Linked DNA regions of Mus musculus: all the other regions are linked to region 3. The links are chromatin loops, found by intact Hi-C in ENCODE. Cell type or tissue: left cerebral cortex. All regions are shown on one strand. Region 1 overlaps Sez6l (seizure related 6 homolog like). Region 2 overlaps Tfip11 (tuftelin interacting protein 11). Region 3 holds the start of Gm52821 (a long non-coding RNA gene). Region 4 overlaps Sez6l (seizure related 6 homolog like). Region 5 holds the start of Tfip11 (tuftelin interacting protein 11).

Region 1 (5,000 bases), 180 kb before region 3:
GTGGAAACTAAGCACTTGCCTTCTATAAAGGCTGACTGTGTGTCCCTTCTAACCCTGCTCCCTAAAGCTGACCAGGTCATGCCCAGGTCATCTCTTGACTATTGGGGGAGGGGGGAGGTAGTGTAAAAATGTTGATTTTTTTTTTTAACGGGAGACCAATATCTCAGTTCTGACTTAGTAGTACAATTGGTGTGGCTGTGTTTTAAAATGTTGTTCTAGCCTAGAGGTGGATCGTGCGAGCTCACAATGTGCAATGACTGAAAGGACGTGGTGTCTTTTTTTTTTTTAATACCTGTGTATCTGTAACATGTAAAGGTTTGATTAAAAATAATAATGATGATGTTACCAGTGCCGAATTATCAGATGCCAGTCCCAAGGCATTTCATGATGGTCCATACCTGTCTGTTTTTACAAGATGGAAATTTGAACCCATCAGGATTAAATATTTTTCGAACGGGATACACTCGTGAGCCCTCCCACAAGCAGCTCCCTGCTCTGACGTCAGTGGGAACACGTGTTTCGGAACGTGCGCATCCTTCACACTGATTGGCGCAGGCAGCACGGTCAACACGCACAGCTCCTCCCCCTTCTGCTCAGAGCTCATCTTCCCTCCCCCCCCACCCCCCTTAGCTTGCCTTTTGGTAGACTCATTTTGCCAACATAAATATTCTGACCTCTGCCTGGGGGACCATCTTTCCAAGTGATCACAGCCTGAGCCTTTGAAGCCAGCTCTTTGGAGAACTTACAAACCTCAGGGGACAACTCTGGAAGTCCACACACAGCCCTGGAGAAGGAGAAAGGGTTTAGCCTGAATGGGCACCCTGGGGACTCCGACGAACCAATGGGTAGCTTCAGGAACCGTAGGCAAAAAGACCTCTTCCTTTGGTGGTGACCTTCCTGTGTCTTCGATGAGGCCTGGTGAGATGGCACTCCAGGCCCAGTCTTGTGCGGCACTCGGCACCCACAAAAAAACGGGCGTCTTCTGGGACGCTTGCTCTTTCATTTATCATCAAATGGAATTTAAAAAAGGCAAACTTTCTAAGCTAGAAAAAAATGAAATGAAATCATTTTCCACTTTGTATATATTGCTGCTAATAAAACAGTTGTAAAAGATGTTGCCTGGATGTGGGTTTTGTTCCAAAGCTCCGCGATGACACCAGGGACTGTTTCTGGTTTCTGGAGATCGGGATGAGGTAGCAAGTGCTGATACTTCAGATGGAGATGCAAGACCTCTCTGCAGTGGCCCTGGTCACCTTTAGAACAAGACCTGTCTGGGGAACTGCTACAAAAGGAGTGAGCAAAGTTAGCTAGCGGGGTCAGTGGGAGGCTCCAGACCTGATGACCTGAGTATGATCCTAGGACCCAGAAGGTAGGAGAAAGTTGGCTGTAGCTACTATCCTCTGACCTCCTGGTACATGTTATGTGCATAGACATAAACAAGCACACAAAGAAGGTAAATATAATCTTAAAGCTTTATTATTATTATTATTATTACTATTATTATTATTATTAAATAGACCAAAAAACAGGCTACAGGGTTTTTTCCTTCTGGTAATAACGCATTTGAGTTCTATATAATTTTCAACTGTGTTTTTCAAAAGAAGATGCCATCATTTCTAAGGAGGAGGAAGAAGAAGGAGGAGGAGGAGGAGGACTAAGAAGAAAGAGGAGGGAAGGGGGAGGAAGAGGCAGGAAGGGACATGCTCCTGTAATCAGGAGACAGAGGCAGGACTATAATTCAAGTCTGTCTTGGGCTACACGGTAAGACTGTGTCGCAAAAAGAAAAATAGCCTCCAAAGATTTCAATTCCAAAGTTTTCAATTTATATATCTTAATCTAATAGACCCTCTCAGTAAACATGAATAGAGAAATGTATTTGTAGCTACATCAGCAATTTGTGTGTCTTTGTTGTTTCTTTGTTGAGACAGAGTCTCAGCCATGAGCCATAGTAGCACAGCCCCAGGCTGCTCATGGTGCTTGATTTCGTTCACAACAATATTGTTACATTTTCCCAATCTGCCTCACACTGGGCTTGCTTCCCGAACACCTGCTGGTCAGCAGTCTCTAGCTTTAGCTTGGAGTGGTGGGGCAGACAGCAGTCTGGAGAGTAGCAGATCTCCTGAAGGGAAGGCACACTGGAGACTACTTCAGTCCCAACTCCCTTCCTCTCTACCTTAATCCCAGTCAGATTACCTTGGAGAACCGCAGTCCCCACGTGGAAGCAACATCAGGATGACAGAAATAAGAATTCAATGGGCAGGAGAGGAAGCCTGGGTCTCAGAAGACACTGCATTCCTCCACCCAAACAGCAAAAGATCCAATGGAGGCGGTAGCATGCAGATTCTGCAGCTAGAGGGCTGCCCTAGGGGATCCTGAGCACGAGAGTGTAGAAATGCCATTTTCAAAATTTCTACCAGCCTTTCAGGTTTTTTTCCCCTATAAATTTTCATCCAAAGTCTCTCACATTTCTCTGAAACATGTATCTGTATGCATGTTTCTGTGAACACCTTGAGGCCAGAGGTTCCTTAGTTAGGGTTTTACTGCTGTCGAGAGATACCAATGACCAAGACAACTCCTCTACGTAAAAAATTTAACTGGGGCTGGCTTACAGGTTCAGAGGTTCAGTCCATTATCATCGTGGTGGGAGGCATGGCAACATCCAGGCAGACATGGCGTTGGAGGAGGTGAGAGTTCTACTTCTTGATCTGAAGGCAGCTGGGAAGGAAGCTCCAATTCCACACTGGGTGGAGCTTGAGCATAGGAGACCTCAAAGCCCACCCCTACAGTGACACACTTCCTCCAACAAGGCCACAGCTACTCTAACAAGGCCACACCTCCTAAGAGTGTCACTCCCTGAGGCAAGCATTCAAACACATGAGACTACGGGGCCCAAACCCATTCAAACCACCATAGAAGGTAACACCAAATATCCTCAGAGCATCAGTTCACTCTTTTGAGACAGGTCTCTCACTGGTCTGGAGTTCACCAAGCCCGAGGGGTCCTCTTGTTTCTGCCTCAAAGTGCTAAGTATCTTTTGAGTAGCCCACACAAGTATAAAACTCACAGCAATCCTCCTGCCTCAGTATCCTAAGTGCTGGAGTGACAGGTGAGCCTCTGCACATGGGGCTCAAACTAAGCCACTGTAGCATCCCTGCAAAGAGATCTATAAGCCTGGGAAGGAAGAAACATTTTGCCCCAGAGCCAAAGGTCCCAGTGGGAAGGAGAACGGAGAACCTACGTAGCCTCACCATTTAAACATTCAAACCAGGAGTCACAGACTGTCCCTACACAGACAAGTGCAAGCAGGCATGTCAGCAAATCTCATTTCATGGCTTGTCGAGAGCTGTCATGCATGTGAGGCCAGGCCAAGCCATGGGTGTAGCTTAGCAACAGCAGCCTGTGCTATCAACTGCAGGCTCTCCCACCAGCTGAGGCCAGAGGAGCTTTGGTGTGCAGAGGATTCTGCAGGCGAGCCTAAGGAGAGGATGGCCCAGCAGGAAGGGAGTGGCCAGGCTAAGGTTCAGCCCAGGCTCATTGTCCTGCCGCTCTGGATACTCAAGGATAACCTGCCATGGGACCACCTCTCACAGGCCTCCTTGTGCAGAATTGTAGCCATAGAGCACAGAGGGTAATGGTTGTACTTGATGTGAATGTGTGATTGCTGAAGCCAGCCTGGGCTATGTGTGACCCAGAAGAGGGGAGAAAACGAACCTCTGAATGTGGGAGGTGAAAAAAAAAAGGCAGCATGGGCTCAAGAGCGAGCAAGAGAGAGGGGGGGAATGCTCCTCCCCACCACTCCATACTTGAAAATAGGTCACATGTGACCTAGAATTAACAACAATCCAAGCACCTGGGAGGGCACACCTGTGATGGCACACCTGGGAGAGCACACCTGTGTGGAACACCTGGGAGAGCACACCTGGGAGGCTACACCTGGGAGGGCACACGGGGGAGGGGTTTCAATGATTGGATGATTTGAAGTGGAAAGACCCACCCTAAATCTAGATCATCTGAGGAAAAGCATGTGCATGAGTATGTGCAAGTGTGTGTGTGTGTGTGTGTGTGTGTGTGTGTATGCATGTTTGTGCCTGTATGTATGTGTGTGCAAGTTTTTGAGGATGTGTGAGTGTGTGTGTTCACGTGTGTGTGCATGTGTGTATGTGTGTGAGTGTGTGTGCATGGGTGTATGTGTGTGAGTGTGTGTGTGTGCATGTATGCATGTATGTGTGCATATATGAAGGTGTGTGTGCAAGTGTGTATGTGTATGTACGCATGTGTGTATTCCAACAGTTCTGTTCCCCTAGAAAACCCTTACTTATACATCATTCATCTCTACACTTTTCCTGCAGGGAGCTGGCTGTTTTCTCTGGATAATGACATCTGATGAAATGGGCTCTATCCAATGAGCAGAATTCTGTCTGGAGAAATGCAGGCTGCCTTTCACTCTTGGCAGAGAAAGAGAAACCAAGGTCATTGCTATCTCTCCCTTGCTCATGAAGCATGCCCAGATTATAGAATGAATGAATGAAAAAAAAATACACACACACACACACACACACACACACACACATATATATATAGAGAGAGAGAGGGAGGGAGAGAGAGAGGGAGAGAGAGAGGACAGCAGAGAGAGACAGAGACACAGAAAGACAGAGAGAGACAGACAAAGACAGAAATAAAGATACAGCTACAGGCACAGATACAGATGATAGATAAAGATTTGCATGATTACCATGATCTCCTGGCTCCTGAAATGTTTTACTCAGAGACTCACTTCTAGTACTACAAAGATGTTTAAAGCACTTAACTTCTAGACCTGTCTCAAAAAAAGGGGAGGGGTGTAGCTCAGTCTAGAGGGAGTGACTATACTCAGTCCATGGGAAAATCTGACTTCTACTGAGATTTTGCAAGGGGGATGAGTGGGAAGCAAAGCGCCAGGCCCACTACAGGGAAACCCCTTTCAAATCCTCTGTCTGCTTCTGCCCTAGTCACGTAGTCCC
Region 2 (5,000 bases), 95 kb before region 3:
CTGGTTCCACAGGAAGGCAAGCGCAGTGTCCAGGGCCAGCCCACTGTCTTCTACATGCCACACTGTGGGACAGCTCTATACAACAACCTGCTGTGGAGCAACTGGTCTGCAGACGCCCTGTCCAGGGTGCTCATCATCGGGAACAGCTTCCGAGGCCTTGAGGAAAGGTGAGCCAGCAGGAATGCCAGGCCTAGCTTCCCTGTGAGGACCTGTGTAAATGGTTTAGGGGTCTAGCTTAAAGCACCTAAGGAGTCTTCCAAGGGCAGAAGTGTTTGGGCAGCCATGCTTTAAGTGCAGACACTCCTGATCTGCTTCACAGCATGCCTGTGCTGCCCTCTTGCATATCCCTCAACCTTTCTGAACTAGTTTTTACCTGTTGAAAAAGAAAGCAAACACCCATATACTTCCTAATTGTGTATGTATGTTTTTATTTGTAGGTTGTTGGCGAGGATTCTGCAGGAAAATTACCCCTACATTGCAAAGGTGTCTGACAGAATAGCTGGGCCGGGGTGAGGGTGCAAAGCCACACTGTCCATGTTTCTAAGCACAACCAGCTGGTGCCTCTCCTACTGTGTGCCAGTGGCCTTCATCCTTAGGGCGAGCCCAGCAGTCTCACTGGCATGGGACTGAAAAGTGCTGAAATACAACCCCCCCATCCCTTATTTCTCAGAAGGACGGTGGGGTGGCCAGGTGAAGATAGAGAGGGGTGTACCTAATGCCCGTATCTGGTCCTCTCTGCTCAGATTCTGAAAGGCCTGGAGGAGGTCCCACTGCCGCAGACTCCCCAGTACACTGACACCTTTAATGATACATCTGTCCACTGGTTCCCACTATTGAAGCTGGAAGGACTGCCTGGGGACCTGTGGGCATCCCAGGAAGAGCCTGACTACCAGGACTGTGAGGACCTGGAGATCATCAGGAAAGCTACAGATCGCTCAGCTGGAGTAACAGGACAGTTCTCTCCACCTGGGCCAGGAGCCACGGTGCACACCACACCAGATCCTTTGCCCGGCCAGGAATACAGGCCGACTGGGGACACTGAGTCACATCCTGCCCTGGTGGCCTGGTCTCCCAAATAGAGACGTTATTCATCAGCTTGGTTTACAGTGCTGTTTATTCACACCGGTCTGGTGTGGCCGATGTCTACTTGGCCATGTCGATGAGGCTCTGCAGGGAGGTGGGCACCCACGTCTTCTCGCCCTGCACAAACACCACACCCCGGTCAATGTAGATGACGATGCGGCCGAAGGTGTAGAGCTGCTTGCCCTCGTGCCGCTTGCCGATGACAGGCATGAACACAATGTTGTGCTCCTCTGCCTTAGTCTCGATGAGGTCCTTAAAGTTCATGGGCACGGAGCTGGCGGCCACACCGATGCCTCTCTGTGCCATGTTCTCAGCCTCCCGGCGCTCCTGCATGGCCTCGTACTGGAAGTCCTTCCTGCGCTCTGTGTGGGTGAGGTAGGCAATGTTCTCTCTCGCACCCGGCTGCATGTAGGCACCTGAGAGAAGGGAGGACAGAGATGAGATGTGACCCCGGGTATGCAGAACCCCAGGATGACATGCTGTGTGTGACCTGCTGCTGAAGGGCCCAGGTACCACTAACATGATCAGTGCATGCTTGGGGAGAGTCACTACCACAAAACTGGTCTGGGAGCTGAGTAGCTAATATCAGGTATCAGAAGTGATTCTCTCACTACTAAGAGATGTGGACAAGGGCTGAGCCCACACATGTGGCCCCCTAAAGTCACCATTTATGAGGTCACCTTGTAGTCTAGCATGGCCTACATTCATTCTACTATCCCTTGCTTCAGAGGCCCCTCTGTAGAACAGAAAATGGGGCTCATTGGTTAGGAATATGTATGTTTTCAGAGAATCCAGTTTGATTCCCAGCTCCCCCTTCACATGGCCCATAACTCTCTAACTCCAGGCCCATGATACCCTCTTATGGCTGTCCACCAGGCACATACATAAACATATAATTTAAACTTTACATGGAAAATGCATTTGGGGAGCTAGAGTATGGTGATTAGTGGATCACAGGGTGACCCAAATGCAAACTACTGTGGTGGTTTGAATATGCTTGGCCCAGAAGTGTGTCACTGTGGGTGTGGGCTGCCTGAGAGTCAGTCTTCTGTTTGCCTTCATAACAAGATGCAGAACTCTCAGCTCCTCCCTTGCCATACCTGCTTGGATGCTGCCATGCTCCCACCTTGATAAAGGACTGAACCTGCAAACCTTTACAAGAGTTGCCTTGGTCCTGGTGTCAGTCACAGCAATGACAGCCTAACTTAGATATCTACTCACCAACATTGGAGGACACAGCCCTGTTCATTATGTCGAGCGCTTCGTTGAACTTGTCCTTGACAGAAGGGTGGGCCAGCACCTGGTCTGAGAACATAGACTTCCAGCCCAGGTACCACTTGGTGATCTCCTCGTAATTGGGACTGTTACTGAGCCAGGAGCACAGCACCTGCCAAAGGACACAGGACTCTGAGCTGATGATGTACACACTGGACCACGGCAGGGAGGGCAGAGTTCCCGGGGCTACTGTTGTGTTCAGTGTTGCTCCTCCCAGCATCCCACACTACAGGGCACATGAAGCTGCGGCTTCTAGCAGTTACCAGGAGAATCTGGAGCCAGCCTGTGGCCTAAATGTGCTAAAGCCTTGATCTCCACATCCCCAACAGGTTCTCTGAGGAGCTGAGCTGAGGCAATTCTGTGACTGGACAGCAGAGGGCACTGGGGACCCTCCTGGACCACACTGCTCACCTGGAGCCACTTGGGGAAGAAATGCTTCTCCAGCAGCCCCACCAGGCTGGAGACGGAGATCATCCCCTCCCAGTCCATCACCCAGTAGAAGGCGTCCATGTGCTGCTGGTGGGGGTTGATGACAAGCTCTCCCAGGCACATGCCTGCAAGAGAGACAGCAAGGCACACTCTTCAGTCTCCACCCACAGTGAATCCCATGAGTCACAAGCACTTAAGAGGCCAGGGCTGGACAGATGGCTCAGTGGTTAACAGCACTGACTGCTCTTCCAGAGGTCCTGAGTTCAATTCCCAGCAACCACACGGTGGCTCACAACCATCTGCAGTGGGATCTGATGCCCTCTTCTGGTGTGTCTGAAGACAGCAACAGTGTTCTCACATACATTAAATAATTCCTTAAAAAATAGGGGGCCAGAGGCTTTCTGGTTCTGACATTCAAACCAGCCCTGTCAGACAAAGCACAGAGAGTCCAGAGTCATGACTGCAGACCCTGGTCAAGCTATGAAGGAACAGCAGGAAGGGCCTGCTTCCAGTCCCGTCCACCTCTGCCCTAAGGAGTATACCTCATAGTGGACACTGAGGCTGCACTCGGCCCGCAAGTCCCCATGTCCTTACCCAGCTTGGGCACGATGTTCCTGAGCATGAAGGCCTCCCAGGACCCAGGGGTGAGGACCTCTTTCCAGGGCTGCAGGATGAGCTTGGCTGAGGCGTCGCTGGGGTGCCATTTCTGCAGTGCGCTGGACAACTTGCTGCGCACAGGGGAGTAGAGTGGCTCCAGGCGGGCCTGCATGAGCGGCAGCCACGGGTGGATCCACGAGTGGATGGGAACGGTGTCTGTCAGGGGGTTCCAGTTGTCCACCTGCAGGATGAGTGGGATGACCATGATACAGCAGTGCTGTCCTTAGGGAGAGGCCTTTGTATCCTGACCAAGGGTCACAGTCCTCAGTGTGTGTGTGTGGAGGGGGAACCCCACTGAGGAGGTAAATAGGTATTCTGTACTCTAGGTCCCTCCACAGAAGGAAATTAAACACTCATGCCACCAACTCAAGCCTCAGCACAGCTCAAGGTTCAATAAAGGCCTTGAGAAAGGCCATGCCCACCCGAGAGAGGTAGGAAGGGGGTACTATGGAGAAGGCTAGAACTACTACTGCAGGCCACCCAGCCATGCTGGCAGTCCTTCAACCTCTGGGCTCTTGTGCACAGATAAGAGACACTGTCAAAGCAATGCCATACCTCCTTCTGCAGCTTAGGGAAGATGAGCTGGTCCAGGATATTGTCCAGGATCCACACGGGGATGATGTGTGCCCAGCTGTCCAGGAAATCCACCATCGGCTCACAGTTCCGTGGCTGCCACTGGGCGACGACATTCCGAACGAAAGGCATCCAGACCTCCCACATGAGCCTGTTAGAGGCATGGCAGCCTCTGGTCAGCCACACTGCTGCCTTCACGGTGCTCAAAGTGTGCCAGCCCACACACCCCCACAGGAAACCTCAGGCCAGTGCCCACAGAGGCTGCCATGATGTCTTGGCTCTCGGCCTTGGGCACCTCAGTGGACCCAGCACTGGCAGGACTGCTACAGGCCCACGTGCTGACAGTGACAGCACAGGGCAGCAGCTGCTCTCCCACCAGGAGCCTCAGTTCACAGTTCTCACACCCGAGGTCACAGCTGGAATGTCCTCTCTACATCTGGGTCATTCTTAGTTCTCACTAGTTCTTGGCACTGCCTTTTCCAGACTGGGTGAAAGCTGCTCATGGTCAGGGTCAGCCCAGCTCCTGGACACTCGGGACACTCGTGCACACATGGGTGAGCCCAGTTCCTGGATGCTCGGGACACTCGTGCACACATGGGTGAGCCCAGTTCCTGGATGCTCAGGACACTCGTGCACACACGGGTGAGCACATCTCCACACCCAGAGCAGATCCGGGGTGGAGCTGAGTCAACAGGGCCAGAATGGCTTACCCCCCAGCCTTTAGCACAACTCCTGCTCCTTGGGGGCTGAGGGGATGAGGGAATACAGTGGGGTAGGGCCTGGCACCTGTGGAAGGCATCGGAGGACAGGTCCTGGCTGCTGTGAGACAGCAGCTGGTCGTTCTCCAGGAGGCTCTTCCACTTGGAGATGATCTGGGTGCCATAGCTGCCGTCCTGCAGAACACCAGCATCATCAATCAGCCTGCCCACCTCAGTAGCCATGCCCCAGCCCAAAAGCAGGCTGCACCCTAGCTCACCTCGAGG
Region 3 (5,000 bases):
GGACACCCTCAAACTAGGGGCTTCTGGGCCAGGGAGGGTCAATGTCTGGCCCAAGGCCACACAGCAAAAAAAAAAAAAAAAAAAAAAAAAAAAAAAAACCAAAAAACCACATCTGTTTCTCTGCTCTTCGAAGCGTCCTAATGGTTACTCAGGAAGGGAGTCACACCTGGGTCTCGATCCTATGGTGGTACTCATTAGATGGGGTGACCTCCAGCAGCCATCCTACCCCTCCAACCCTTGGGTTCCCTTCTGCCTAAAGGCACAGTGTTGAGGTCCAAGGATGCATATGTGGGAAAGGAAATACAAGACAAGCAACTGTGCCTTTGTGCTCCCCTCCTCTACCAGCCTCCTCCGTGTAGCTCCTCCCACTGCTGCTGTGAGCCAATGCCCGCTGGTCTCCTCCGTGTGGCTCCTCCCACTGTTGATGTGTGCCAATGTCCAGGAGTAGAGAATACAGACTAGGCTTCAATGGCACCTGAGGGCAGGGAAGGAACCACCACAGCTTGAATGTGAGAGAGAAGATGTTTGACGCTGTTCCCAGGAACAGTGAACAAAGCTCACACACCCCAGATAGGGATTCAGTGACAGGTCAAAGTTCAGTTACCGTTAAAGTCAAACTTGGTGAGCCGTGAGGTAGTTTTACTGGGGTTACTTACAGGAGCATAAGTGACTCTTAAGACAGCTGTGCCACCAAAGCCCACCCTAGCACAGGTGACAGCTCACAAAGCTGGGAGCCTGGAGCATGCTGCCCAGTCTGCAGACAGCTCAACAGGTTGGAGAGTGACCTTTCCTGGAGTCTCAGTTGATATGAGCCTCTTTCAGGTAGCTGGGCTCCTCTGAGAGTGATTCGCTTTACCACTAGGGAGGGGCCTAGTGAATCTGCTCAGTTTCAGGGACTTCCTGAAGCTAAGGAGCTCCTCTGAAGGAATGCAGTCTCATCCCCTTAGCTCATCTGCTACTTTAATCTCCCGTAAACACCCTGAGTCTTAGAGAGCCGCCATCAGAGATAGAAAGTTCTAACCTCAGAGGAAACTGCTTCACAGTAGAAACAGGAGGGGGAGGGGGAAGCTGCCTTCCTTTCCACCCCCTGCACTGTTGTCGCCTCTCTTCCCCAAGAAGGAGTCATGCATTGCTGCTTCTTGCCCTGTGGGTGGGGAATCTGCCCACCCTCCTTCCGGGGCTGTAATTACTAGATTAATGGACGGGAAACCACAGGTGGGAGGTGCCTCCCTTTCCTGCCCACCCTTGGCTCTGCTCCAAGTCTTCCTTGCCATTGCCAACAAAAAGGCAGCATCAGGCAAGCACATCGAGGAACAGAACAGCAGCAGAGTTCTGTGCCCCTTGAGGGAGACGCCGCATCCTTGCACAGTGTGTTAGTCAGGGTTCTCTGGGGTAACAAAATTTACTGAACCCCTCTCTGTCTGTCTGTCTGTCTATCTAACAATAGCTGCCTATGTATGGAAGGTCCCAGTATCCAGCAGTTGTTCAGTTTGTGAAGCTGCATGTCTTAGCTGGTCTTCAGTATACACCAGAATCATAAAGAAGGAGGCTCTCTTGTCAGTGATGGAACAGGCTCGTGAGGTTGGGAGAAAGCAGGGAGAGAGAGAGAGAGAGAGAGAGAGAGAGAGCTTCCTTCTTCCAAACCCTTTATACAGACTGCTGACAGAAGTGTGGCCCAGATTAGGAGATGTGCCTTCCTACCCCAGAGTTCTGGATTAGAAGTGGATCTTCCTAGTTCAAATGATCCAGTGAGGCAAAACGTTCCTCACTGGTGTGCCCAGAGAGACAGTTTTGGGCTTTAGTTAACTCTAGATATAGTCAAGTTGACAACCAAAACCAGCTGTCATCATATACACCGCCCCCCAATTGCTAGACTTGGATTTCTTGTGACATTTAAAGAGGAAATTTCTGTTGACATTTTCCAACCCTGACTTTACTTCCCCAGCACCTACCCCAAACATAGGCCCTGCAGCTTACACTGCTTGGTGGAGGATGTTCCTACTTCTGCCCTAGAGCTGCGAAGCTCTGAGCCTTCATTTTTGACTCTCTCTCTCTCACAGTGACCATGATCCTTCATTACTATGCCTTCTTGTTCCTAGTTCCTATGGGAACACTGAGGCCAACTGTGCAATCCCATACAGAAGACAGGGCCAAGATGCTGCACAGATTCTGGGCTCCTGACTCTCTCCAAAGACCTCTCCCCCATCTAGAGTATGCCAGGCACCTTGAGTCAGCTAGATAAGGACTATTAAAAAGTTATCACTACACTGAAAAGTACATTGTTATTATTACAAGTGTGTGTGAATATGTGCCTCATCTGTCAAATGGAGGTCAAAGGTCAACATTGGGCATTGATTTTTCTCATTCCACCACGTAGGCTCTAGGGTTCAAACTCAAGCCCTCAGGTTTGTCAGCAAGTGCCTTTACCTGCAAGCCTACAGGGGAGTTGGGGAAGAAGTGGGAGGACGTGAGAGGTCAGGGGTGGTGGGGGGGAAGAAAGGAGGGAGAGAAGAGGGACTGAGTTTAGCCTAGGCTGGCCCTGAGCTCAAGTGATTCTCTAAATGACAGGCTGAGGCTCATTCCACCCCACCCTCACTTACTGTCCCCCATCTCACCCTCGCCTCACCCTCCAGCTTCTCTATGGAGGCCTAGCAACTCCCAAGCTCCCCAGCATCCTGGTCCTCTCTTGTGCGGTCTGTGGATCAGGACCTGCGTGGCACTGCCCCCTCGTGGTGAACTGTGGAAACACATCCATTTAGTCGCTGCTGAAGATTGCAGCTCTCGGGTGCGGGGTGGGTGCTGGAGCAGAGTGGGGTGGGCCAATCGGCAAGGAAGAGTTAGTGCCAAGGAGAGTGCGCTTCCTGGTGAGGTCGGGGCCTGAGCTTCTTCCTGCTCTCAAAGCAGCCATAGCAGTCTCCACATCTGCGTGTTTTCTGACTCACTGTGGACCTGTGCGAAACTGTGTTCTGAACTGTGTTCCGTTTTCTCATTGGCTTCCAGGATGCTCAGAAACATGGATCAGCCCACTCCCAGGAACTGTTCAGAGCAGAGTGATTGCGTCTAGAACAATTAAATCTCTGACTATGTATCCTTTTCTAAGTCTTACTCTTCTTGTTTTCTTGTTTTATTTTGTCTGTGCAGCCTAGGCTGGACTTGAGCTGATTTCTCTGACTCAGCCAGCAAAATGCTGGGATTACAGACATGTGCCACTGACCCTGGGGTTCCTACCTTATCTTATGTAATATATGTAATATTTCATTACATTCATGTATAATATTGGTGTGCATGTGGGTGCCTGTGCCTAGAAAGTCTGGGGAGGTGGGGCACACTATAGTGGCATCCTCAGGGAAACCTCCTTTGTGACAGGATCTCTCCCGGGCTCCATGGTTAGATGAGGCTGGTGGCTGCTGGGCCCCAGGGATCAGTTAACCAGTCTCTGTTTCCTGGGGGCTGGGATTACGGGCCAGTGTCACAGAACAAGCTGTGGATGCCTCGAGATCAAACATAGCCCTTGTGATTGTGCAGCAAACACTTTGCCAACTGAGCCGTCTCCCCAGTTCTTCACCCGCACCGTGTGTGTGTGTGTGTGTGTGTGTGTGTGTGTGTGTGCACGCTGTGCTGGAGGTCAAATCCAGAGATCAGTGTCTGTTAGACTAGAATTCTCCTACTGCTCCATGCCCAGGTCCGACAACATATTTCTAAACTCTCCTCTTTGGGCGAGAAGTGGGACAGTGCCCAACACTGGTTCAGAAGGGGCACACCCAAACCATGCACATCCTCACCTTGCACACCCCCTGCACACCCACATCCTGTACACCCATGCTGTGCATACTCATACCCTGTACACCCACATCCTGCACAGCCACACCCTGCACACCCACACCCTGCACACCCACACCCTGCACACCCACACCCTGCACACCCACATCCTGCACACCCACATCCTGCACACCCACACCCTGCACACCCACACCCTGCACACCCACACCCTGCACACCCACACCCTGCACACCCACACCCTGCACACCTACACCCTGTACACCCAGGCTCTGCACACCCATTCTGTGTGCACATGTTGTACACACCCACACCTTGTATACCAACATTCTGCACACCTATACCCTCCCACCCACACCCTGTACACCCATACCCTGCACACCCACACCCTGCGAGACTGGCTGGCCTCCCCTGTGCCTGGACCACTGAGCATTTCAAACATTCTTTTGCCCACCCAGCCCCCTTCTGGGCTCTCTGCAAGTGCCTTGGGTACTTGGGTAAGCCAGAGAACAAAGGTCTCCAGACTCACCCATATGTTCCCAGCCCCACTTGTCCTCACAGGCTCAGCAGATGCCAGATGAGAGCCTGAACCCAGCCCAGCCCCCTCCTGCTGGGTCACTGACTGCAGAGGTCTGCTTCTCTCCTCCAAGCACATAGACAGAGCTCAGCTGCTCCACAGAAAGCTGAGGGCATCTCATAAATACTGAATGCCCTGCTGTGCAGAACAACTACAGTGAGATAACAAGAGAGTGGGTACGGCTGGCTGAGAGGATTTCTCTGGGATTTCTGGGCATTCTGGGTGGGACTAGGATGGTGGTGGTCTTGGATGAAGAATGTTGGGGCTGCATCATAGCTCAGACCTGTTTGTTCAGTCTCAATATCCTTGTCTGTAAAGTGGGTCTGGTGCCAATCCCTGGTACCATACCAGCTGACGGTGTCTATAACAACTGCAGTGCCAATCCAGAAATGGAACTCAGCAGGCCCTGAGTGTGCATGTCCCTTCTCTGCAGTCTGCCCTAGTGCCTCCTGAGGCGTCTGCATTGTGAACACAGTGGCCCTGCCTCTGTGCAAGCAGAGGTCAGGTACCCACAACCCACATGTGGAGGAAGACACTATTACCAATCCAGACATGTTGGATGTTCCCCAGAGAGGGTCTGCATTTGTCATCCTTGAAGGGGTACTTGAGGGCTGAGTTGCCTTCTACAGGAGACCTTTGGGAGACA
Region 4 (5,000 bases), 190 kb before region 3:
CTGGAGGAGGGGAGATGGGCCTTAACGCTAGTGGCCCCAGCATGGGGCACCGAGTCCTAGAGGTCGGCTGTTCACAGCTAGTCGGTAAACTTTATGAGGATTTTGCCACAGTTTAAAATCTTGTACATGTCTGAGGGGTTTGCTTCCTGGCAAATGGCTCACCCACCTTTAAATCGGCCTCTGCCCGTACTTGGCGTCTGCAGTACCCGAGCGCAGCCATCAGGGGGAAGCGTGAGCCTATTGGTTGCAGCCCCTTGGCTTTTTGGCTTCACAGACAATTGACCCGGATAACGGGTTTTACTGCGTGGGCACTGCTGGAGGGAGGGAGGAAACACTAGACAGTTCGTGGCAGATGGCGTCGGGGAAGGATTCCTGGAGAAGTGCGTGACAAGGCTAGATCGGAACACACCAGAAGAGCTCTGGAGGAGTGGACCGTCTTTTTAATCGATAATCCATCGCTACCACCATCCCTCCCTTACTGAGCGCCCTCCAAGGGGCGAAGACATTCTCCGTCTCTTACACCCAAGCCCTTGTGGAGTCCTGCAGCCATATTCGCATTTGCTAGGGAGAAAAACTGAAGACCAGAAAAGGTCTAATACTTTCTAGAGATGGCACAGCTAACAAATGATAGAACCTAGATTTTATTTAATTTTGCCCAGATTCTACAACCCTATTCGCTCTGTGGTACCCACGTGTCATCTGTATCCAGAGATGGGAGACAGAGCGGGAACCATCTGGGCACAGGGTGGGGTTCTAGAGAGAGGATGCCGCCGGGTGGGGCTATGTCACCCAGAGCCTGGGACTATCTCAGAGCCATGTCTGGCTTCATTTCAGCTGAGGAGTCCCTGGCGTGTGACAACCCAGGACTGCCTGAGAACGGGTACCAGATCCTGTACAAGCGGCTGTACCTGCCCGGAGAGTCCCTCACCTTCATGTGCTACGAGGGCTTTGAGCTCATGGGCGAAGTGACCATCCGGTGCATTCTGGGACAGCCGTCCCATTGGAGTGGGCCCCTGCCCATCTGTAAAGGTAAAGAAAGAGACCCAAGGAGCCAGGGTGAGGGCTATCTCCAGGGGAAACTGAGAGCTTGCTCTGGGGAGAGGAGGGGGTCACAGAATACAAATCCAGTGGGTGCCTGTCCAGTCTGGTTTCATTTCTTTTCTCTTTTTTTCGAGACAGGGTTTCTCTGTGTAGCCCTGGCTGTCCTGGAACTCACTTTGTAGACCAGGCTGGCCTCGAACTCAGAAATCCGCCTGCTTCTGCCTCCCGAGTGCTGGGATTAAAGGTGTGCACCACTACGCCTAGCCAGTCTGGTTTCTTCATTTGTTCATATATTTGTTTCTTGAGACAGGGTATCATGTAGCCTTGAACTTCCTTTGTAACCAAGGCTGGCCTTGAACTCCCATCCTCCTGCTTCTACCTCCTCAGTGCTGGGATTGCAGGTGTGCGCCACCTCACCAATTCTTGATCCCTTTTTGTTACTGTAACAAAATACCTGAGAATGGATACTTTATGAAGAAGTCTGTTTGGTTCAGGGTTGTGGAGTTCAAGGCACGACTCTGCACCTCTGGGGGATGCATGCCGCCTGCTAATGCATCAGGGCCATCCCTCAGTGGGACAAAGAGAGCATGCCAGCTCTTACAGAGCCACTGAAGCCCAGCCATGGCCCCCTCTGAAACAACATCAACCTATAAATCTGGGCACTAATTCTGAAGCCGAGAAGCCAGCTAGCTTCTCAGCAGAGGGCATCACTGCTCAATGGTGACTTCAATTAGTCAGAATCTAATCAGGAGTCCTGGGGCCTGACAGAGGATGCATGCAATGCCCTGCACAGCCTGGCCGCTCTCAGTGCAGTTTTCCACTTAAGCCTTCACTTGCTTCTACACTCTGCATCCAGGAGTGCCCTGGTGGGTGCAGTTCAGTGCTTGGCCACCAGGTGGCTTTGGTGATAGATTATCATCCCCAGCACCTTGAACTTCAGGGTTATAAAAAAAAATACGAGTTTATGAAAATAATTTATATAGACTACTGATCCCAGCCAATAACTATGGGAGGTGAATGTAATACAGTCAGTATCAGGGTCTTGAGTCACACATCCTTGGAAAAAATATATAAAAGACTCCGTGAAGATATTACATAGTTAGAGGTGGTGTCTTACACCCACCAGAACAGCAATTGAGAGGCTGTCGATGAACGTTCAGGCCAGCACAAGAGGCTGTCTTGAAAACGCAAAACAAAACCTTAAGAGCTGCGAGAGAGACTAGTGCCGCAGGTTGGAATCCCAAGTTCCCAGCTTAGACACTGTGTGACCTTTGAGGTCTCACTGCACTTCTCTGAACCCATTCGCTCTCCTTTAAAATAATGATAATGAACCATCACTGTGTAGGAGATTGGCAAGAAGTGGGTGGGAATGCACGGGCTCTTGGCGAGATACAGAATGTGTGTCATGTGCCATCACAGTCCATGACACTGCGGATGCTTGCCCATCTCCTTCCTCTCAACATCGCAGGAGGTACTGTGGGGAACTGCCTTGCAAGACACCATTGGCCCCATGCTCACCCCACACTCCTGGGGACCATCGACCCCCTGTCTGTGCAAACAGTGAACTTCCTCTGAGTTGACACTGCTTCCTGTTTTCTGTTTCAGTTAACCAAGACAGTTTTGAACATGCATTGGAAGGTGAGTCTTCCTCTATCTTGTAAGTTCTAGCACATCAGGCAGCTGTGTTGATAGGTTTTCCCGGGGCCTCCGGACATAGCTACTAGGGCTGGAGAGAGAGATAGACGGTTAAGAGAGTCCACTGCTCTGCAGAGGACCAGTTTTGTTTCCAGCACCCATGTGAGGCAGCTCACAACCTCGGGCTTTGCTCCCTGGCACAGTCGCCTCTCCTCCTGGATGTGGCTTGTTCCTATGGACAGGTGACAACAGCTAGCCAGGATTCTCTCGTTTTTGAGACTCCTTCCTTCCGTTCACATCTTAGTCACATGTCTCCTTGCCATGACAAGATTCCCAGTGGAGGCAGTTTATGGGAGGAGGGGCTGATTGTGGCTCACAGGCCACATTTTCACCCATGTAGGTAGTGGCTAATGTGTTACAGATGGGAGGATGGCTGAGCTTTGTGAGACATGGCCAGAGAGGGCTGCAGAGGAGCTCAAGCTTTCTAGAACCAATGTGAGAGAGGAGGATCCCAACTCTGCTAGGAAAAGGCTCCCAGGCCCCAGAATATCCACCAGGATCTCTGCAGTTGCCACATGCATTGGGGGCAGCAGGAAGCTGGGCAGTAGAGCTGTCCACACTGCCCCGAGCCACCCCTGGGCACATCTCACAAGCGAGCTCTAGAATGGGCCCCAGCCTGGTGCAAGCCATTCACAGAAGTGGCCAGAGAACGAGGCAAGATGATTGTAGAACTTTGTCCAAGTGACTCCCTGGATTGAATTTTTAACCAGATTTCTGCTTTCCTATGGGTTTAGCATGAACAGGGTTCGAATTGGTTCTCAGCGACCAAAGGGTCACCACAGCCGAGGGTACAACCCAGCTTCTGCTCTGTTTCCTCCACGGCTCTTCTGTGTCTAAGGCTGTGGGATATCAGCTGGGGAGGGGCACTCACTTGAGAGCCAGGTTCCCCGTGGGGGTGGGGCTCATGGGAGACTAGAAGCTCAGTGGCTTGTGTGCTCAGTAGCAGAAGCGGCAGCAGAGTCCTCACTGGAAGGTGGGAACATGGCGCTGGCCATCTTCATTCCGGTCCTTCTCATCTCCTTGCTACTGGGAGGAGCCTACATCTACGTCACGAGGTAGGCTGGGTTGTGCCGTTGTGAACCTCACCTCTGGGGCCTCAGCATCTCTGCCTGACGCTTGGGTACAGTGGCCTCGTGTGCCTCGTGAGAGGCTGTGGTCAGAATCAGAAGGCGTCTTGGTGACTTTTTGGGGACAGTCATCCCTCTGTTCACTTAGCAAATGTAAGGGGTGTCCCAGGGCTTGATCCCAGGTGCTGAAGGTCACAGAAGTTGCCTTCAAAGGACAAAAAGCCACGTCTAGAACAGTCACACACACACACACACACACACACACACACACACACACACACACACATCTTCCTCACGATTTCAGAGCCACCGCCATGTGCCAGAAGCCTCTGGGCTCTGGGAACATCGCAGTGAGCAAAGCAGACTCCAGTGAGGAAAAGTAGCTGATCTCCGAAGCACAGGAGGAAATCAAGGACCGATAGTCGATAAACAGAAGAACCCTGGAGCAGAGGTTGCATGCTCCGGTGGAGTGGGTAGAAGAGACCACGCTGAGTAACACTTCTGAGCGGGCTTTAAAGTGGTAGTGAGTGATGTGGGAGGCTGGCAGAATGGTGTGTGGGTGGCCCTTGTAGACCTCACCCCTGCCTTTCACAGCACAGCGTGTGGTGGGGTGCCATCCAGGGAGACACTGGCCGGTGTTAGAAAGACACATAAAGTACTTCACAAGTCAAAGAGAGGGGGGAGGGGAGAGGGAGAGAGAGAAGGAGGGCAAGGCTAGCTTGCTGCAGCCCTATGGGATCATGGGTGAAGAGCACTTGCAGGTCCCTCAGTGGGACCCCACCAGCTCAGGGCTGTGTCTACCCACCCCATGCCCTTCACAGAGCCCTGGGGCATCAGGGTAGGGGTGCAGCTCCATCACTGTTGTTTTTCCTGCAGGTGCCGACAATACTCCAGCCTCCGCCTACCCCTCATGTACTCCCACCCCTACAGTCAGATCACCGTGGAGACTGAGTTCGACAATCCCATCTACGAGACTGGGGTAAGTGGTCCTACTGCCCTCCTGGAGGGCTTCCCCTTGCCCTCCCTAATCCCGGAATGAGCAGAGTGCCCGGACAAGCCATCAGTGATTAGAACCCAGCTTGGAGCTTCCAGGGGCAGCTCTTGTGTCTAGCTGAGCTCCACTCCTTAAAAGCAGTGTGGCTCTTTCTGCACCTTGCTGTGCAGGCTCCTTTGGACATCAGGAGATGATGCAGATCA
Region 5 (5,000 bases), 85 kb before region 3:
GGGCCCCCTTTTACAACTGAAAAGACTGTGTTAGCTTAGTGTCTGCTTTGCTTTAGAGTGGTACAGCACTTATCTAGCATGCCTGTAAACACACACACACACACACACACACACACACACACACACACAGTGTTTGTTTTAGATACTATTTCAAGGATAAAAGTCAGAACAACTCAAACAGATAAAAATCCTAAGTAAAATTAATCAAAACATTCTGAGTGTAGTTAGGTGGGGAGACTTGAGACAGCATCTTAATGTGGACCCCAGGCTGTACTACCACTCTCCCCTGTGGACCTACTCACTTTTCTACCTCCGTTTGGTCCAACAGCGTTTTCTCCAGAGCACCCTCTCTAAACTCCCTGTTCTCTAGTGCCCTGTGAGTGCTCCCTGACACAGCATGGCCCCACAGCTGCCATGCCTGTGGTGGGTCAGCACTTCCCTATCCATAAGTAGCCCTGATCCCATCACACAGTAACTGCTGAGGGGGAGCTCGCCACCCCAGCTCAACAACACATAGCAAGATGCTGTAGCACCCGGACTCTACAAGGGCAGAAAACTCTTCTGGGATGCCTTCCCGATCCTCCAGACCCAGGGCATGCAGCCCAGCACACAGTACCTTTTGCCTCCAAAGCTGGGCCTCTCCTCGTCCGAGTCTCGCTCCGCCCACACCCCGTAGGTGGCCTCCTCTTTGGTCTGCCAATGGCGCTGCCGGTTGGGGTTGAACTCATTCTGGAGATCCCAGTCGGTGATCTCAAAGTTCTCCCTCTCATCGTCATCGTCATCATCAAGGTGGCCTTCGCCATCCCGGTACAAGTGGGACAGAGACATGGCCAGTCACTAGAGGACGGTGACAAGAACAGCACTGTGAGAACCTGGGGCTAGCAGAAGATCCGCCAGTGTCAAAAAGCTATTAATGAGCCTCATGATCCAACTCAGTAAAGCAGCCATTAAACAAAGGGCAAAATGACCAGCTCCGTGACAAGTGAGACAAGTCAGACCCAGCCATCCGAAGGGGGCCTAACGCACAATGCCTTGTCAGAGTCAATCACCATGCACGCGTGGGGCGGGGCCACAGAATGACAGGCACATATGCCACAGAAAGGAAGCAACAGCTCTAAATGTTATTACCTCAGAAACCAGGTTGGTCTTTTTACTTCTCCAGGAAAAGTTGTATCTAGCCAATTTGCAGTTCCAGGGAAACTTCAGAGCATTTTCTGAAATACTATTTCCACGGGACTGAAGGTTTCCTTCCCTGAACGGCTTCTACGGTACTGGAAGGTTGCAGTCTTTCTGAATGCCACTTTGCAGTCACTCCTAGAGGGTAGGGAAAAAACAGTGTTCTACCCAGGTAGCTATTCATCTCTCTCTCTCATAACTGCATTCATTCAGTTCCAGGAGAAGCTTGTAAGGACTGATTAAGATGATACTTTCGAAAAACAAAAGCTCCAACACTTTGGAGGCAGAGAGGCAGATCCATCTCTCTAAGTTCAAAGCCAGCCTGGTCTCAAAACCGACAAAACAACAACGAAAGCTCCGCTCCCAGTAGGTGCTCAAGAAACAGCACCCTTACATCTTTGACTCTAGCAGTAGGGAGGCAGAGACCAGGGGGGTCTGAGTTCAAAGCCAGCCTGGTCTACAAAGCAAATTCCAGGGCAGCCAGGGCTGGCTGCTAAAGAGAAATTCTGTCTTGAAAACAAAAACAAAAAACAAAACAAACAAACAAACAAAAAACAGAAACGGGGGGAAAGGGAGGAAAAAGGAAAAAAAAAAAAAAGCATCTTCTTCCACTCCATGATCGGGTTTCAGGTTCACACTCATTACAAGTCAGGACTGCGAAGTGAATCCTTCAAAATGATTGTGAAAATCATTAACACTTAACACCCCAGCCTGAGTCTAAATCGCGCCTCTATGAACACCTGTGAGTGTGGTTATCACATTCAAAGGTCCCGACCCGACACTGTGTGCATTGCACAGTAACATCCTCACTATGTGACACCAGTGACTGACAGCGTGAAAACGGCTCCGCGGTGACTAACAGCTCCCCCCCCCCCCCGCTGCTCCTCCTCCTCCTCCTCCTCACTATGCACCGGCGAAACTCAACAGGTTCCGACCCCAGCAACCAGCACATGTTGAGTTTCCTCAAAGGAGCAGGAAGCCCTAGGCCCACTCAATTACAGCACCGCCACCTCCCCAGCACAGGGGACAGGAGACGCTCAGCTCAATGTCAGCAGCGGGCCCGGAGCGCAGGGAAACCGTAAAGCCGTCGTCACGGAGCCTCGGAGCCTCAGCCCGCGCTCCCGGGACGCCACCCCGCCGCCTGCTCACCTCGCTCAGCATCCGCGAGAGCCACACAGCCTTCGCCCAGCGTCCCCGAATCTGCGAGGGTCCCGCCAGCCCAAACCCGGATGTGGCCTTTACCGGCGCATCGGAAATACGTCATCGCTCAGAGGCGGAAGTGGCGCGCTGTTGCCCCGGCAGCGACTTCACGCCGGAGGGGGCGTGTCTGCAACCCGGAAGGGCCGGTGATCCCGCCTCGCGCTGCTTCTGGTTCCCATCGGAACTGAGGCTGAGTGGCCGTCTCGTTCCAGGGCGAGCCGTCGCCAGGCACTGGAGTCTTACTTGGCGTTACCAGCGTCACGAGGACACTGAGAGATTAAAATGTCCTCGCGACCCCATGTCGAGTTCTCTCCAGGAAGCAGTTTTATTGTTCTCCTCTTTGCTCTAGTTATTTCTCTGTCGCTGGGAAAGAACGGAGTTGGGGTTTCTTGTTGGTTTGATTTGGTTTTGGTTTTGTGAATTTTCAAGACAGGGTTTCTCATCCTGCCGTGGTGGCGCACGCCTTTAATCCCAGCACTTAGGAGGCAGAGACAGGTGGATTTCTGAGTTCGAGGCCAGCCTGGTCTACATACAAAGTGAGTTCCAGGACAACCAGGGCTACACAGAGAAACCCTGTCTCGAAACCCCCCACCCCCAAAAAAAAGAAAGAAAGAAAGACAGGGTTTCTCTGTGTAGCCCTGACTGTCCTGGAACTCATTGTGTAGACCAGGTTAGCCTCGAACTCGGGAGATCTGCCTGCCTCTGCCTCCTGAGTGCTGGCCTTAAAGGCGTGTGCCAACGCGACCCACAAAGAGCATATGTCATCTTTTTACACATCTTACAAATCTATACATAGTCTGGTGCCATCTCTGGTTCTGAAACTAATTTGTTTTCTCTAATACCCTAAAAGGCTGGGTCCTGGTGGGTTTTGTTGTTGGCTGGACTTATTTTTGTTTTCCCCTGTCAGCTTGATACACACTAGAGATATCTAGGAAAAGGACTCGGTGCTTCCATCGGATGGCCTGTAGGCAAGACTGGTGTCGTTTGCTTGATTCATGATTGATGTGGGACGGCCCAGCCCATTGTGGGTGGGGCCTCCCCCTGTGGTCCTGGGTGCTGTAAGCACAGGGAGCAAGCCAATAAGCAGCGTTCCCTCCGTGGCTTCTACTTCAGTTCTTTTTAAAAATGTCTTTGGACTGTAATCTGTAAAGCAAATAAATCAGTTTCCTTCCCAAATTGCTCTTGGGTATGGTCTTTACAATACAGCAATAAAACCTAACCAAAAAACATGCAGGAGGATTTGTTAGTGAGGCTCTTGGGGAGTCCGTCAGAGCCAATGTGATACTGTGGGATCAGGGTCCCTTCTTGGGGTTTTATGGTCACGTGAATGAAAGCATCTAAGAACTGATACAGAGAGCTGAGGGCGGGCAGTGGGGCCAGGGTTGGGGGTGGGGGCGGGAACGGCAGGCAAGTTGTAACTCATAGCTGCCGGGAGGAGAACGAAGAAGGGAAGAGGCATGGTGGTGTGGGAGAGCCAGTGTGGAGGTCGGCCACGAGCAGGCAGGGGGCCTTCAGCGCATGAGCAAGGGATCCCAGTACAGGAAAGTTGAAAGCATACTTGTGTTGGGAAAGAATATCCCTGCGTGTGAACCAAGTGAAAGTAAACCAGGAAGGCAGTGACCCCAAGTTGGCAGACAAGCACACGCAAGCTGCAAGGGTACTTCCGTTCCGTTCCATTCCATTCTGACACACGTGCTATCGTGCTATCAGGTGACTCATCCCGTTGGTAGGAGCTCAGCGTCATTCTGATGGGATTGGCACATCATAAACCACACCAAGAGGAAGCTTATGACCAGCAAGTATCAAAAAATGCCTGGTATTTGGGGTTTGACATAAACTACAAGAGTGTCCCAAGATGGGGCTGGGAGCACGGACTATGGAATACTGGACCTTGGGCAAGCTAGCCATCTTTGATCAAAACAAAACAAACAAACAAACAAACAAACAAAAACTTCTCACACTTAGGCTGTGACCAGAATCCAAGTGGAAAAGACTAGAAAGGAAAAGAAAGCAGGTGACACACACCTTTAATCTCAGCACTGGGGGAGGCAGAGGTGGTTGGATCTCAGTGAAACCTGGCCCAGATTTCCAGGACATCCAGGGGTAAGTAATGAGACCTTGTTGAGAGAGAGGGAGAGGGAGAAGGAGGAGAGGAGGAGGAAGAGGAGGAGGAGAACAACAACAAAAAGGAATAGTTATACCCTTCTGCGTCAGAACTCTGGATGTTCTGGGAATGTACATTAGTTTAAGGTGAGCACCTTTAAGCAGTTCCTTGATTTGCCCCCACTAGGCTAACCCTTAAGGGAGGAGACAAAAGCATGGGCCCCACTTAGAGCAGTGGTTCTCAGCTCATGTCATGATCCCTTTGGCAAGCCTCTTATCTCCAAAAATGTTTACATTACGATTTGTAGCAGTAGCAAAATTGCAGTGAGGAAGTAGCAATAAAAACAATTTTATGGTTGGGTGTCACCACAACATGAGGAACTGTATTAAAGGGTCGCAGCCTTAGGAAGGTTGAGAACCATGGCCCTAGAGGCATCTCTAATGAGTCTGTCTGTGGTTGAGAGAAATCTGGACAGGAACTTCAGGCAGGAACCATAGAGGAATGCTGCTTATTGAATGCT

Evidence for each region. A loop is a pair of places that touch in the nucleus more often than their neighbours do. Peaks named below come from ENCODE experiments on the same cell type or tissue, not always from the same donor. Only the 100,000 strongest peaks of a DNase experiment are listed, where the experiment ranks them.
Region 1: it touches region 3 in a loop (3-fold over the local background); 28 of 42 quality-filtered maps call a loop at or near these places.
Region 2: a loop joins it to region 3, with 4 times the contacts of the local background. A loop is called at or near these places in 39 of 42 quality-filtered maps.
Region 4: a loop joins it to region 3, with 8 times the contacts of the local background. A loop is called at or near these places in 29 of 42 quality-filtered maps.
Region 5: it touches region 3 in a loop (6-fold over the local background); 39 of 42 quality-filtered maps call a loop at or near these places.

What each region holds. Positions count from the first base shown.
Region 1 is chr5:112,415,267-112,420,266 of GRCm38, reverse strand. Sez6l (seizure related 6 homolog like) reads left to right here. Exons shown (of 17, transcript NM_001253916.1): 17 at 1-1,116. Among named protein-coding and RNA genes, the nearest start is that of Asphd2, 23 kb to the right of the region's middle. In left cerebral cortex, a CTCF peak has its summit at 2,362; DNase peaks (open chromatin) are centred at 565, 2,067 and 2,673.
Region 2 is chr5:112,333,485-112,338,484 of GRCm38, reverse strand. It overlaps Tfip11 (tuftelin interacting protein 11), which reads right to left. Exons shown (of 14, transcript NM_018783.4): 8 at 4,994-5,000; 9 at 4,804-4,910; 10 at 4,000-4,168; 11 at 3,382-3,625; 12 at 2,770-2,912; 13 at 2,305-2,470; 14 at 412-1,499. The coding sequence ends at 1,144. It overlaps Srrd (SRR1 domain containing), which reads left to right. Exons shown (of 7, transcript NM_001359388.1): 5 at 13-167; 6 at 438-483; 7 at 744-1,094. The coding sequence ends at 1,079. Among named protein-coding and RNA genes, the nearest start is that of Srrd, 7.1 kb to the left of the region's middle. In left cerebral cortex, a CTCF peak has its summit at 2,722 (motif pointing right); a DNase peak (open chromatin) is centred at 2,834.
Region 3 is chr5:112,238,662-112,243,661 of GRCm38, reverse strand. Gm52821 (a long non-coding RNA gene) reads left to right here and starts at 4,009. Exons shown (of 3, transcript XR_003955957.1): 1 at 4,009-4,530. RefSeq lists an enhancer at 3,142-5,000. In left cerebral cortex, a CTCF peak has its summit at 2,722 (motif pointing left); DNase peaks (open chromatin) are centred at 1,047, 1,199, 2,730 and 4,523.
Region 4 is chr5:112,424,405-112,429,404 of GRCm38, reverse strand. Sez6l (seizure related 6 homolog like) reads left to right here. Exons shown (of 17, transcript NM_001253916.1): 13 at 835-1,029; 14 at 2,647-2,679; 15 at 3,680-3,791; 16 at 4,680-4,782. Among named protein-coding and RNA genes, the nearest start is that of Gm6588, 23 kb to the left of the region's middle. In left cerebral cortex, CTCF peaks have their summits at 224 (motif pointing right) and 1,923 (motif pointing right); DNase peaks (open chromatin) are centred at 252, 1,910 and 3,643.
Region 5 is chr5:112,323,799-112,328,798 of GRCm38, reverse strand. Tfip11 (tuftelin interacting protein 11) reads right to left here and starts at 2,430. Exons shown (of 14, transcript NM_018783.4): 1 at 2,326-2,430; 2 at 1,129-1,314; 3 at 617-837. The coding sequence starts at 828. In left cerebral cortex, a CTCF peak has its summit at 2,574; DNase peaks (open chromatin) are centred at 2,489 and 3,363; H3K4me3 peaks cover 1,492 bases; H3K27ac peaks cover 1,121 bases.